Linked DNA regions of Mus musculus: region 2 is linked to region 1. Evidence: chromatin contacts called from ENCODE Hi-C or POLR2A ChIA-PET data. All regions are on one chromosome and are shown on one strand. Each heading gives the region's core, a stretch centred on a gene start or an enhancer-like site at or near the end of the contact. The rest is flanking DNA. Distances are from core to core; before and after follow the strand shown.

Region 1 (7,175 bases), core at 2,370-4,869:
CATGGAGCCATTCCCCAGGGGGCCCCCACATCAGAGACACATCAGAGACCATCTTCTTGGTGGTCAAGAGTCAGATAAGGAGACCGAAGCAGACTGAGAGATCTGATTAGCACTCAAGGTTAAATAAAATAAATATTGAGGTCAGAGCTGTGCACCATAACTCTACCTTGTGATCCCAGCACTTGAGAGAAGAGAATTACAGGAGATTCAACCAATCAGAGCTACAAGGCTAGCATGAGCTCAAGAGTGAGATTTTGTTTCAAAATAACCAAGAAAAGCAACAAGATCGTTGACTCAGCAGTTTAGAGCGTGCTGTGTCATGCGGACCAGAGTTGTGTCTGATTCACATACCAGGCACCCCCCAGTGCCTGTGACTCCAGCTTTAAGGGATCAGATACCCTCCTCTGGCTTCTGCACAAATATTAGTACACACACGCATACATTTCCAAATATCTAGAAAAACAAAACCAAAGCCAAGCCTGGTATGGGGTACACACCTGTAATCTCAGTATTTGGGAACTGAGGCAGGATTGCTATGTTTGGATCCAACCTATGCTACCTAATGAGACCTTGTGTAAAAGAAAACAAAAAAGTCAGTCAGATCGTAACAGTGCATGCTTCTCATCCCAACACAGAGATGGAGGCAGGAGGGTCAGGAGTTCAAGGTCATCCTTGGCTACAGAGAACACCTTGAGTTACATAAGACCTCTTCTCCAAACACACAAAAAGATTTATGTTAGGCTGGGGTTATAAGGCAGTTGGTTCCGGTTGCTTGCCCAACATGCACAAAGCCCTGGATTCAGTGCTCAGCATTTTGTAACTACAGCAGCCCAGACCTGATTCTAACACTCAGGTGGTTGAGGCAGAAAACTCGGAGACTGAGACGGGCAGATCTGGCCCACCAGAACAGCCAGAGCTACATAAAAAGAAAAGAAAAGAAAAGAGAGAGGAGAGAGACAGAGAGAGAGAGAGAGAGAGAGAGAGAGAGAGAGAGAGAGAGAGAGACAGACAGACAGAGAACCCAGAGGTCAAATTTTCTTGGGTAAGGATTGGGTTTCAGAGATCAAAGAGGAAGACTGAGACAGGGTAAGGAGGTCCGTGCTGGGCTTGGGTTAGAAGTGACTGTACAGAGAAGTTTGGTCGAGGGAGAAAGGATGGCAGTGGTGTAGTTGGATCTGATTGGCAGGGGGCAGATCTAGGATGCCATCCTGAGACTGAGGTGACTTTGACATCTTGCTTTTGCTCCCTCCCCACTTCTAGGAGATGCCTCGGTATCACGAGCTGCCCACTCTGGAAGAGCGGTCAGGGCCCCTGCTGTTGGGGGCTACAGGCCTGGGACCTTCTCTTCTGGTGCCTCCAGGACCCAATGTTGTGGAGGGGGTTTCCCTGAGTCTCGAAGATGAGGAGGAAGATGATGAGGAGGAAGACTTCCTGGATAAAATCAACCCTATTTATGATGCCCTGTCCTACCCCAGCCCCTCTGACTCCTACCAGAGCAAAGACTTTTTTGTGTCACGGGCCATGTATGTGTGAGGGAGGCACAGGGGCTCTGACGTCTCACCTTTCACCCTTGACCCATGAGCTTTCCACCAGTAATCTAGGACACTCTGACTTCCAGGCAGACCAGGGACAACTATCACCCATTGCAATCCACCTGTGACTTCTTAGTGACTCCACCATGACGTCCAATCTATGATGTCTGAGGCAGGCAAACCTGCACAACTGGAAACCTGGAGATTTTTATCTCCCTTGGCAGGGAGCTCACCATATCCTTCTGCACCACCTGTGACCCCCCCCCCCCCCCCAAGGACTCCTAAGACTACGACCCTTTGACCATGCCACTCAGTATCTCAAGAACCCTTAAAGTCCCAAAGGAATCGGACCTTGCACTTGTCCTCAGGCAATAGAGTCCAACAGATATGCAAGAACGGGATCAGGGGCTCCCTGTTGCTCAGACCTGAGCCCTCCAGGCAGCAGAAGCTCACCTGATCCCTCCCCACCCTGCTCCCCAAAGGTGAAAAGGAGAGGATTCCCCAATGTAAGGTAGGACCTCCCCATCTCCACCTACTCCTGCAGGCAGGAATCTCAGGTTTCTCACACCCTCTCCTCAGCACCCAGGTTCCTGTCTCCAGAGCATGAATTCCAGGTCCAATGCTAGAGGGGAGAACCTAATGCAAGTGTGCCTTGCCACCCCAAGTTTGGGAGACTCTGCTCTTATCCTGAGGACTACTGAATTCTTTTAACCCCTACCCAGTGAGATGAGAACTACATATCCCTCTTTAGGGGATGGTGTGTGTATGTGTGTGTGATGGAGAATCTGGGCATCTGGGTTGGGAATTTTATTTTGTAAGCATTTCCTACATAATATGAGTTTCTACTTTGATAAAGTCTTGTGTTTTCTGTGAGATGTGAAGTGAGTGGGGTACAATGAGGCCTGAAGCTTGAAAGGCATCCGTGATCTGTAAGTCAACAGAGAATGGACTCCCCTCCCTCCCCAAAAAGTCAAAAAAAAATGCCCCAGAAATTAATGAGTCATAAGCAAAACCGCATCAACCAAAAGAAAAAACGGTAGGCATGCAAGAAGTGTCTAAGATCATGAGGCAAATACTATTTTCAATGAAGCCCCCAAGGCGTGATGGGTAATGGAGCTAAACGAATGAGCCAGAAGCAAAGTAAGAAACGAGGGCTGTAGGCGTAGTGGGTAGTCGCCAGAAGGTAAAAGATTCCAAGATAGTTCATTAGAGAAAGGCCGGAAGGATGGGAAACGTGAACAGGCAGACACGAGCTAAACCGAGCCAAGGGATTGAAGCTCAATGAATGGGGGAATGAATGCTGGGTAATGGGAAAGGAATGAATGGGCCAAAGATAGAAGCTACAGTGACGCAAGGAGCAGACGGCATGATGGGTAAAAAAATAAAAGGGGGTGGGGGGGTCAAGGCAGCTGCGGCGTTAAGGGAGAAAGCGGCATTGTGGGTAGGCAGAGGCCGGCAGGTTATCCCAGAACTGGTTTGAAACCTTCCCGAGGCACTGTGGGAAGGGGCAGCACTTCCGGCTTTACCGTCGGGGACCCTGCCTCTCCACCGCGGTGCCTGTCGGGACGCGAGACCTGACCTTGCTGCCTAGCAGCGTCTGCAGCGCAACGCACCTCTACTGATGTCCCCTGACCCTGGCGCATTGGCCAATGAGAGACCTAGCACGCACGTCACCATGGCCGGCCCATTAGACATACTGTAGCCAATTAGAATGTGAGTTGAGCCAAGGTCCACCAATAGTCAAGGCATTTTCTGGGGCGGGTCTCCGCGCCTCCAAAAGGAGGGCGGGGCAATGAGCAGGTAGGCGTGTCAATGCGTGTGCTATCGACAAATAGCGAACTAGCTCCAGCCCCGCGGCGTCGCGAACCAATGAACTTGGGATACACGAGCCAATAGGAAGGTAGAGGAAGCTGCACTGACTGATTTCGACTAGGAACCAATAGGAGTAGGGCTTCAACAGAAGGGTGGAACTTCCTGCTAATTCTCCAATAGAATGTCTTTCTTCTAGGGCGGTGGGCGGATCTCGGAGGACACCGAACCAATAGAATCCATGGGGCGGGAAAACAGCGGTGGCGGCGGCGGCAGCGGGTTCGGTTGCGCTTAGCGCACGGGGTAGGAGCGGAGCCCAGGCCGGGAAGAGGAGCCGCCGCGGCCGCCAGTGAGAGCCGAGTCCGCTTTGGGTGGGAAGGGCCTGGGGTTGCATCCGGGGGTGTGCGTGTCGCCCCGATCCCTGCCCTCTGACCTTTCCCCTCGCAGATACCATGGGGAACGTGTTGGCTGCCAGCTCTCCGCCCGCAGGGCCACCGCCGCCTCCTACGCCGTCCCTCGTGGGGCTCCCGCCGCCGCCTCCTTCGCCGCCAGGCTTCACTCTGCCGCCGCTCGGCGGCGGCCTGGGCACTGGGTCAAGCACTGGCCGTGGTTCGGAACGGACTCCCGGGGCTGCGGCCAGCGGCGCTGCGGCGGCCTCGGAAGATGGGAGCTGCGGATGCCTGCCCAACCCGGGGACGTTCGAGGAGTGCCACCGGAAGTGCAAGGGTGAGGGGCGCCAGGCCCGAGTAGCCCCAGGGAAAGGGAAGGGACCCCCCGGAGGATTGGCGCACATCGTTGCAATCATTAAACAGAACGTTGGAAGCTGATGATGGATTGGAAGGGTGGGACCTTGAACTTGGGGCTCGAAACTGCGATCAGATGATGAACTCGTTGGGGAAGAATGCCACAGCAGGAGGGAGAAGTCTTAGGGTACTGAGAGCCAGGGGACCAACCCCACCAAGATTCAGGAGTGTGATCAGGAAGGGAATTATAGTCCAAGGTCACGGTGTCAAGAGGTTTTCCCCAATGTTCCTGTGAGGGGTTCGACCCAAGGATCCTAGCCTAGGATCTTTTGACAATTTGATCATAAGAGGGAGGACATTCTTACTCTCGATAGTTAAGTGTGTTAACTTACTAAATACTGAGGACAGTTCTGTGTGGTGAGAACTGTAAGCATGAGAAGTTAGGCAGGAGAGTGAATTTCCTAAGTTGAGGTGACTGCACTGGGTTTAAAATGTGCAAAGGGCCAAGGTTCCTCTAGTGGTGGAATTAGTGAGATAAGAGTTTGTGAAGAGAGCTTGGGATGGGAGAAGAATCTGGGGTATGACAGCATCTCTCTTCTGCAGAGCTGTTTCCAGTTCAGATGGAAGGTGTCAAACTTACAGTCAACAAAGGGTTGAGCAACCGTTTCCAGGTGAGCCTTTCTGGTGCCTTGACCCTCCAGAGGTCACAACAGCGATACTCCTCCATGCATACAGATCCCCTCACTCTTAAAGGCTTGGGGTTTTTGGTAGGTAGCAAGATTCAGATAGCACTCCAATGGCACCACTGGCCAGGGCAGAGGTGGGAAGATCGTACTCCCAAGACCAGACCAGCATGCATCAAAAGACCCTATATCAAAACATAAAAGACAAACTAACAGGAAGACTCAAGAATTCCAGGGTGACTACTTGGGGCCTGGGGGAGTTAGGGTTTAGGAATCCATAATTCTTACCCTACAAAGTCAAGTAGGAGTGGAAACGGTGAGTGTGGCGCCCACCCCAGCACCACTTTCTCACTAGAAACCTTTAATCTCGTCAGGTCAGGCCTGGTGTTTTGTTGGATCCCTGGGCATTGATGCTGCTAGTCGTGGCCTGACACCCGGTGTTCACTCCCCATCTCCACATCTCTAGTTTGCATCCCCCAGCTATCGCCAAGACCCCCACCACCTACTCTTTTCTCCCAGGTGACCCACACAGTAGCCCTCGGCACAATTGGGGAGTCCAACTACCACTTTGGGGTCACATACGTGGGGACGAAGCAGCTGAGTCCCACAGAGGTAAGATTTCTTCAGTCATTCTAACATCTGTTAAGGAAATCCAGTGGCCAGGTGACAGACTCAAGGGGGCTATGAAGGGAAGGAGGTGAGCAAGTGAGCAGCCAAGGTGTTGGGACATGGGTGATTCCTTCCTGCAGTAATATCCCTAACATACTGTTCTTTATCTCATCCTGGGGGTGAGGGGCTGGGTTTGGGGACAACTTAGTGATGACCTGGATGCTTGAACCAGATAGAGCACCTGGAATGTCAAGATTTTTTCTTGGGTGTTCTCTAGGGGGTGCTAGAGAGCCACAGAAATTTGGCGAGGGAGATGGGTCAGATGGGTGCTTCAGGTATGTTCCTCGGGATGGAGAGAAGGGGTGTGGAGCTGGTGGGAGCGGGAGGTAGAGGTCTGAGCTACAGCTCTCCTCGTGCTCCCTGTGGGGTTTTGTTTGTGTTTGGAGATACTGACCTGTGGCAGAGGATGATCTTAACCTGTCAGTTCTCCTGCCTTTGCCTCCCCTAAGTGCTGCCATTGCAGGCCTAAGTCCTCATTCTTGGTTTTATCTGGTGCTGGAACTCAAACCTGGACATACTAGACAAGCATTCTCACTGACTGATACGTCCTTAGCAGGTTTTTTTGTGTGGAGTAAGCATGTGTGCATTCCTGTGTAGTAGCATGTGTGCGGGTGTCTTGCAAAAGCCAGAGTGGGACATCTGATCCAAAAGCTCACTGTTTAGGCTTAGACAGGCTGCCAAGCAAGCTTACAGGACCCACCATCTCTACAGGGGTAGAGTGACAGGCATGATACTTAGACCATGCAATACATGTGGCAGGGGTTTGAACATGGGTTCTCATGCTTGCATGTAGGAGTGCTCTTACCTAGTTTATACCAACTCAAGCCCTTCCTGGACTCTGTGTAAACCAGGCTGGAATCCAACTCAGGTCTTGCCCTCCCGTCTGTCTCCCAAGTATAGGGATTAAAATGTGTGCCACCATGCCTACTACTTTTTTGTTTTTAAATCTCTCTACAGTCTTATAGTAAGTACACTGTAGCTGTCTTCAGACTCACCAGAAGGGGGCATCAGATCTCATTACGGATGGTTGTGAGCCACCATGTGGTTGCTTGGGATTTAAACTCAGGACCTTCGGAAGAGCAGTCAGTGCTCTTAGCCACTGAGCCATCTCTCCAGCCCCCTCTCTACAGTCTTCCACCTCCACTAGCAAGCAGATCAAGGAATGAAAGCCTCCCCGGGCACTGCACTAGAGTGGCAGGGGGCCTACTTGGCATTGCCCGTCTGTGTGTCTTAGGGCTCTAGTGTTTCGAGGTAGGGAAGGCCTGAGCTGCACTTGGAATTGCATTTGTTTGTGTGGTGAGGAGGCCTGTGGAGGACAAAGGACAACTTTCCTTCCACCTTGTGTGCACTGGGGCTTGAACTGCTGTTCAGGCTTGGAGACAAGTGCCTTTACCCTTCCTACTGCGCCATCTCGTTGGCCCCTTGAGGCGTGTTCTGAAGAGTGGAGCAGGTTGGTATCTAAGAGTCGAAGCTAGGCTGTTACACAGCGTGGAGATGAAGTGTGGGAAGCAAACGGCCACAGAAAGGATGCTGTTGTGGCAGGGAAGACAGCGGCAGGAACAGGCACCATGGAGGTTATGTTGTCAACCAGGAAGCAGAGCCTGCCCAAACCCAGCTGACTGTCCTCACACATGCCTATCATCCTAGCCCTGGGGAAAGCTGTGCCAGAGGATGAGGCATTCAACCCACATAGCAAGACCGACTTCCATGAATAAATAAACATGCAAACCAAAGTGCAG
Region 2 (7,175 bases), core at 59-2,558, 55 kb before region 1:
GAGAGGGGATGAAGGAGCCCCACGCAAAGGTCACTTTTCCTGGTTTCACAATTGCTTCCTGTGACAGGGAATGCTAAAACAGCTTTGAGAGCCCTGCCAAAACCTACAACATAAGCCTTTCCACTAGGACTGATGGGTAAAACCTTGGCTCACAGGGCAGCTCAACGCTGGTCACCCTCAGACTGGCCAGAGACTGGAGGGGGAGGACCCTCTCTCAGCATGACCCACAATTATACCACCCCCCATCCATAGCAGTATCCCAGGCTAGTTTCTACCCTCTGAACAGAGGCAGAACCCTCCTTCTCCAGCCCCCATCCAGCATTCTTGGGATTTTGTTCCACACTGCCTCGGCGTGTGAGGATCCTGGAGTAGACTGATCTGTGACCCCTTACTTTGACCTGTGACCCTCTCTTCCATCCCGCGGTCCTAGCAGCCTGCTCTTTCCCTCAGCCACTCACCTGCCGACGCGCCAGCCCACTTCTCCTCCCCTCCCCCCAAGGTGGGGAAGGAATGGCGGGCAGAGAAGGAAGGCGGAAGGGGGGTGACATTCCTTGGATTCCCTGGATGGGGGGAAGTGAAGGAGTCAAGGAGAGCAGAGCAGAGCAGAGGGAGGGGCACCCCATCCCCACCTCATCACCAAAGAGGCCGACCAGGACTGGGAATTGAAAACCCATTAGAGAAAAGATTGACCTGACCAGTTCCAGGCCACTGCTCAGTCAGAGGAGGGGCGCTTCCCAGCAAGGTGGCTGCCTCTAAGGGGAGGGCATCCTAGGGCACTCAGGGAAGAGCCGGTCATGCAGGAGAGACTACAAAGAGAGACCAGCACAGGCAACTAATCACATCAGGGACCGCTGGTCAAAACCGACAGTTCACAAACCAGGGCGATGGCTCACCCTTGTAATCCCAGTACTTGGGAAACTGAGGCAGAAGGCCAGCCTGAGCTACAGTGGGCCACCGACTCCAAAAAGAAAATAAACTAGGAAAAAGATTCACCTGCAGTCGAGGGCCACATGCCACCTTGGGCATGCGTGTCAAGACCCCGCAGGTGGCCAGGAAGGAAGGGAACGAGTATCTGCGCGCTTTCCCTTAGATTCCAGCTCGAGGCTTGACTGGAGGGTCGGTCCCCACGGCTGAGGAGGAGAGCCGCAGGCGTGGGTTGGATGGAGCAGCGCGCGGCGGTGCTAGCGGGTCCCCGCGCGCGCGAGGGTGGGAGGTCCTCTCAGGGCAGTGGGAGGTCTTGGCCCTGCGCCCAGCTTGGGGATGGGGTGGGCGTGGTCAGGGGCGTGGTCAGGGGCCTGGCCTCCGCTGCCAGCTTCAGGGCGGCGGAGAGCCTCGCCCGGGCTCAGTCACTGCCGCCACTGCAGGGAACATGGAACCCCCTGACGCCCGCGCAGGGCTGCTGTGGCTCACCTTCCTGCTGTCGGGCTACTCAGGTATGACTTGGGGCTGAGGGCAGAGCTGAAACTTGAGGTTGGGGCTTGTGGGGCAGGCCCCTGGAGTCCCCGAGAAGACAAGGGGAACAAGCTTCCATTTCCCCAGGGATCACAATCTAGGGATTCCCCAGTAGGGAGGAAGGCGGGAGGCCTTGGGGTGCACCCGATCTGAGAGCTAAGGATACCCTAGCTCTGGAGCAAACACATCTGAGACAGCTGTCCCTCCCCAGCTCTTTGGGAATCCTGGAGTCTAAGCCCTGCGACCCCTAATAACCTTGAGTACCTGGAATCTGGGATCTGTAGCCCCTAGTCCCTTAGACTGGAGTCCAGCCCCTCCCCTCCCCCATAGTCAAAATAGGTTCTGCTAAGATACTGAAGATTAGCATCCCGGAGCTGTTCTCTAAGTGATTAAGCTCAGAGTTTCCTCAGAGAAACGGGGGACCCTGCGGTTAAAGCACTTTCTAGAATGTTAGGGTTTCCCCAAAATTCAGAGTTTAGGCTGCCTCTAAAGGACCCGCCTCTCTCTGAAAGGGCCGGAAGAACCGAGCCTGACAGAGAAGGTGGAACAGTGTTTTCCGACTGACAGGGCCCCTTTCCTGAGGGCCCCGATAAATCCACACACCTGCATGTGGTGAAGTGGGGAGGAGAAACAGGGGCGGGGGGACACTGGGGACAGGGTGAAGAGAGATCAGGGAAGACAGGATATCTGGCTGCTTGGCTGCTCACAACCAGTCCAGAGCACCAGCTTGGCCCCCAACCAGCTCCCCTGGGACAGGCTGGGCCCAGAGGTGGGTGCCTGAGAACCAAGGCTCCTGGCACAAACGTGATATAGAGTGGGAACCCAGGAGTAGTCTGTGCCAGGTTAGGCGGGAAAGGAATGATGCCAGCCCAGAGGGTAGATTCTCAGCAAGAACCGTGCTACCTGCCAGACCCTGACAGGAATCCAAGACCCAAGTTCTCAGGTCCCTAGGACTCAGAGATCCGTGTTTCCCACATGCAGCCTGCTATACCTCGGGCAGCTAGTTGTCTAAACTTCCAGTCCTTTCTCCCTCAGGACCCAGCCTCACCTCTGCCCAGGTGACTCACCTCACCCTTTTCAAGCTTCTCTGGTAAAGAGATGGGGGGGGGGTGTTGTCAAGGGGCGGGTAGGGGGCTCTGGCGCCAAGCTGGGCAGGTCTCAGCCAGCCTGACCCTCCCACATTCCTGAAACCTGCCCAGCCCTGTCCCCCCTTGCCACTCCCACACACCCATCCAGCTTCTGGCCCAGCTGCAGCCCACACCCTGGCCCCCCACACATGAGAGAGCAGAGGGCCCCCGGGAGCTACTGGAGAAGATAGGATGGAGCCATGAGATAGGATGGGACTAAGATGGAGAAAGACCTGTTATTTAGCCCCAGGCTAAGTCTTGTCCTGTTTGCTGGAGGCCAAGAGGAGAGCCAGGCCTGGCCTTTCCTTGAGGGGACATTTGCTATAACTGGTGAAGAAGCCAGACTTTAGCTTCAAGTGCTGGAGAAGGCTTTACTTTAAGCCTTACAAGTCTGAGAGGCCGAGCCAGTGGCATGGGACTTTAATCAGGAAGGAGGCAGAAGCAGCTGTAGATCTCTGTGAGTTCAAGGCTAACCTGGTTCACATAGCTAGCAGGATTCCAGGCAGTAAAGGCTACACGGTAAAACCCTATTTCTAAAAAGAAGAGTTAGAGAAATACTGACAGGACCCAGGCTCAGAGATGACCAAGGAGAGAGAGAGGATCTGTGTCCGAGGGAGGAGGCGGGGGCCTGGAGGGCTCTCCTTGTTGATAGCATTGGGTGGAATTCGATGCTGCACTGCTCTGCAGGTGCCCAGGCTGAGCTGCACGTGTCCGTGCCCCCACGGGTGGAGGTGATGCGAGGCGAGCAAGTCGCCCTGGACTGCACTCCACGGGAGCACCCTGAGCATTACGTGCTGGAATGGTTCCTCGTGAGTGCTCTGCGCTGGGAGCTAGGGAGGAGGAGGGAGGAGGGAGGACCCGGTGGCCTGGTCACCTTGGCAGCCATTAGCTCTGCCTACACTGGTCGTCTGCTCAGAAGACCCTTACACAGAGCTATCAGAAGCTGCCTTTCCACTTCACAGATGAGGAGGTTGGTGAGGAGGAAGGCTTTGGCCTCATGTCTGTGCAGGACGGGCGTGGGGAAGCGGTTCCCCTGTGGAACAGTGCTGGAGTGAGGGCCTCCAGAGACGAGAGGGAAGGAGAGGAAGTGAGAGATGATGGGGCAAGGAGAGTGAGACACAGGAGACATGGGACAATGAGGGACACAGAGGAAGGAGCTAGGAGTCAACATAATAGCACTTGGTTCTTGTTTGTTTGTTTGTTTGTTTGTTTTTTTGAGACAGGATTTCTCTGTGTAGCCCTGGCTGTCCTGGAACTCACTCTGTCAACCAGACTGGCCTCAAACTCAGAAATCCGCCTGCATCCCAAGTGCTGGGATTAAAAGTGTGTGCCACCACGCCCGACTATAGCACTTGGTTCTTTTCCTGAGGACCTGAGCTCAATCCTCAACACTCCTAGGCTCACTGTTGCTTGTAACTCTAGCTCTAGGGGATTTGATGCCCTCTTCCAGCCCCTAGGGATATCCACACTCATGTGTATGTACACACAGAAACAAATGTATACATATAAAAACCACAAAAAATCAATATATTTAAAAAAAAACAGTTTTAAAGAAGGATGATGCTGGAGAGATGACTCAGTGGTTAAGAGCACTGACTGCTCTTCCAAAGGTCCTGAGTTCAATTCCCAGCAACCACATTGTGGCTCACAACCATCTGTAATGAAACCCGGTGCTCTCTTCTGTTGTGTCGGAAGAGAGCGACAGTGTACTCACATACATAAAATAAAAATCTTAAGAGAGAGAGAGAGAGAGGGAGAGAGAGGGAGAGAGAGAGAACGATGACCATGCATAGTGTCATACACCTTTAATTCTAGCTCTCAAGAGGCAGAGGCAATTATATCTCTGAGTTTGAGTCAAACCTAGTCTACAAGTTCCGGAAAAAACAAGGATACACAAAGAAACCCTGTCTCAAAAAAGTTAAGTAAAAATAGAAAGAGAGATGAGAGTGTAATTCACTGGTAGCTAGTAGAATGCTAGCCTAGAATCCCCCAGTGAGGGGCTGGGGGCGTGGTTCAGTGGTAGAGCCCCTGCCTAGAATCCCCCAGTGAGGGGCTGGGGGCGTGGCTCAGTGGTAGAGTGATTGCTTAGCGTGTAGCCACTAGATTCCTTCCCTAGACCCAGAGGAAAAAAAAATCTTGGAGAAAAAATTAAAGGAGGTCTCACTGCCCAAGCTAAGACTGTTCCCAACACACCTACAGGTTGATGGTACTGGGGCTCGACACCGTCTGGCTTCTGTGGAACCACAGGGCTCAGAGTTCCTGGGCACAGTCCACTCTCTGGGCCGCGTACCCCCATACGAGGTAGACTCTCGTGGGCGCCTGGTGATAGCAAAGGTCCAGGTGGGCGATGGACGGGACTACGTGTGCGTAGTGAAGGCTGGGGCAGCGGGTACCTCAGAGGCCACCTCAAGTGTCCGTGTGTTTGGTAAGTGTCCCCAAAACCATCCTGAGGAGCCAGGGGACCAGAGGAGGGGTTCCTGACGTGAACATCTTTCCAACAGCAACACCAGAGGATACGGAGGTGTCTCCCAACAAAGGGACGCTGTCTGTGATGGACCAGTTTGCCCAGGAGGTAATATGGACTGGAGTTGCAATCATTAGGTGAAGAATCCAAGACCAGGGCGCGTGTGCACGCGCGTATGCGTGTCTGTGTGTGTGTGTGTGTGTGCGTGCGTGCATATGTGTGTGTGTGTGTGTGTGGTATTGGAGAGTGAACTCAGGGCTTTGAGCATGCCAGGCATACCAATGAACTATAAACCTCAGCCTCCTTATTGGAGTTTTTACTTGTTTTTGTTTTGTTTGTGGTTTTTTTGGGGGGGGCGGGGGTGACCCCATGTAGCACAGGCTATCCTGAAACTTTCCATGTAACCTTGCAAGTACTGAGATCCCGGGTGTGTGCCATCTCTGCCTATCTGTCTCCTTGGTTTGGTTTTGTTTGCAACAGTGTCTCATAGCCAGCCCAGAATGACCTCAAACGTGTTATGGATGTTTATAGCTAAGGATGACTTTGAACTCCTGACCCACCTGCCTCTGTGACTGATTCATGTGCTAGGATTACATGCGGGAGCTCACTTCGGTTTGGGGTTGCATGAAATAGGGTCTTATGAAGCTCAGGCTGACCTGGAACTCACTATGTAGCCCAGGCTAGTGTCAAACTGACGTTTCTATCTCAGCCTTTTGAGACCTGGAATTACAGTTGTGTGCCGCCACACTTGGTCCAGGTTTTTAATTGGGGGGTGGGGGTGGGGACATACCACATTGTGAGTGTGTAAGGCAGAGGACCGCTTCTGAGAGCCACTTCCCTACCTATTCCTCTACAAGGCTCCCGGGATCTAACTCAGGTCTTCCATCTCCCCCACAATCAAAGACTTATTGGCTGAGCTGTCTCACAGGCTGGAGTGTTGGCCTTTATAATGGAAAGAATGGAAGTCAGGGGCTTCTGTTTCCTCTGCTGGGGACAAAGAGCCCAGTGGACACATCTAAAGGGCAGGTCTGGGAAAGGGGGAACCCGGACTTGCACCCAGCCCAGGCCATGCCCCTGTCTTCCCCAGATTGCCACCTGCAGCAGCAACAACGGAAACCCCGTGCCTCGGATCACATGGTACCGAAACGGGCAGCGTCTGGAAGTACCCATGGAGGTGAACCAAAGTGAGCCATCGGGAGCCAGGTGGCGGGGCGGGGTGGAGTAAGCTATCCTAGGGGACGGGTTAACTCACCTGGGCCTGCTTCATGCCTCCCTTACAGAGGGCTACATAACCATCCGTACTGTCCGGGAAGCCTCAGGCCTGTACTCCCTGACCAGCACCCTCTACCTGAGGCTGCACAAGGATGATCGGGATGCCAACTTCCACTGTGCTGCTCACTACGACTTGCCCTCAGGCCAACATGGCCGCCTGGACAGCCATACCTTTCGCCTCACCCTGCACTGTGAGTCCCCATGACCCTCAGCTCCTAAGCTAAGATCTCATCCCATGAAAGCCGAACTCCCAGACCACGATTCCAATCGGGGTCCTTACTCTACCTACTCACCTCATACTGAGATGATGCCGGGTTGGGTGGCTGACCTTTGGCCTCAAACAGTACCCCCAAACAATCATAGTGACCCTGACTCCAGCATAGGGCCCTGTACCCACAGGACGCTCCACTCTCTCAGACTGAATTGGGTCACCATATATCATCTGGTCTTAAATCTCAAATTGTGCCGGGCGTGGTGGCGCACACCTTTAATCCCAGCACTGGGGAGGCAGAGGCAGGTGGATTTCTGAGTTCGAGGCCAGCCTGGTCTACAAAGTGAGGTCCAGGACAGCCAGGGCTACACAGAGAAACCCTGTCTCGAAAAACCAAAAAAAAAAAAAAAAGAGAGGCTTCTAAGCTTTAGCTGCTTCATCTCTTCCTTTAAAAGTAGAACTGACCTTTCCTCCTCAGCGCAGCCTGGACACACGCCATGACCTTACTTCCTCTCCTCCTACAGATCCCACGGAACATGTAGAATTCTGGGTGGGGAGCCCGTCCACCACGGAGGGCTGGGTCCGTGAGGGTGATGCTGTCCAGCTGCTCTGCCAGGGCGATGGCAGCCCCAGCCCAGAGTATTCTTTT

The links. A loop is a pair of places that touch in the nucleus more often than their neighbours do. ChIA-PET counts read pairs that join two places held with the same protein, here RNA polymerase II (POLR2A).
Region 2: POLR2A ChIA-PET joins it to region 1 with 12 read pairs in embryonic stem cell. The contact joins the promoter of Bcam here to the promoter of Tomm40 in region 1. A Hi-C loop is called at or near these places in 1 of 37 maps with a recorded cell type or tissue (T-helper 17 cell). POLR2A ChIA-PET finds 5 or more read pairs at or near these places in 4 of 5 experiments (Patski and embryonic stem cell).

The regions. Positions count from the first base shown.
Region 1 is chr7:19,711,873-19,719,047 of GRCm38, reverse strand. Tomm40 (translocase of outer mitochondrial membrane 40) reads left to right here and starts at 3,619. Exons shown (of 10, transcript NM_016871.2): 1 at 3,619-3,690; 2 at 3,789-4,067; 3 at 4,688-4,755; 4 at 5,287-5,379. The coding sequence starts at 3,794. Nectin2 (nectin cell adhesion molecule 2) reads left to right here. Exons shown (of 9, transcript NM_008990.3): 9 at 1,261-2,404. The coding sequence ends at 1,533. It overlaps Gm38955 (a long non-coding RNA gene), which reads right to left and starts at 3,584. Exons shown (of 2, transcript XR_881874.2): 1 at 3,059-3,584.
Region 2 is chr7:19,764,665-19,771,839 of GRCm38, reverse strand. Bcam (basal cell adhesion molecule) reads left to right here and starts at 1,308. Exons shown (of 15, transcript NM_020486.2): 1 at 1,308-1,433; 2 at 3,267-3,388; 3 at 4,779-5,004; 4 at 5,081-5,151; 5 at 6,131-6,227; 6 at 6,324-6,506; 7 at 7,051-7,175. The coding sequence starts at 1,370.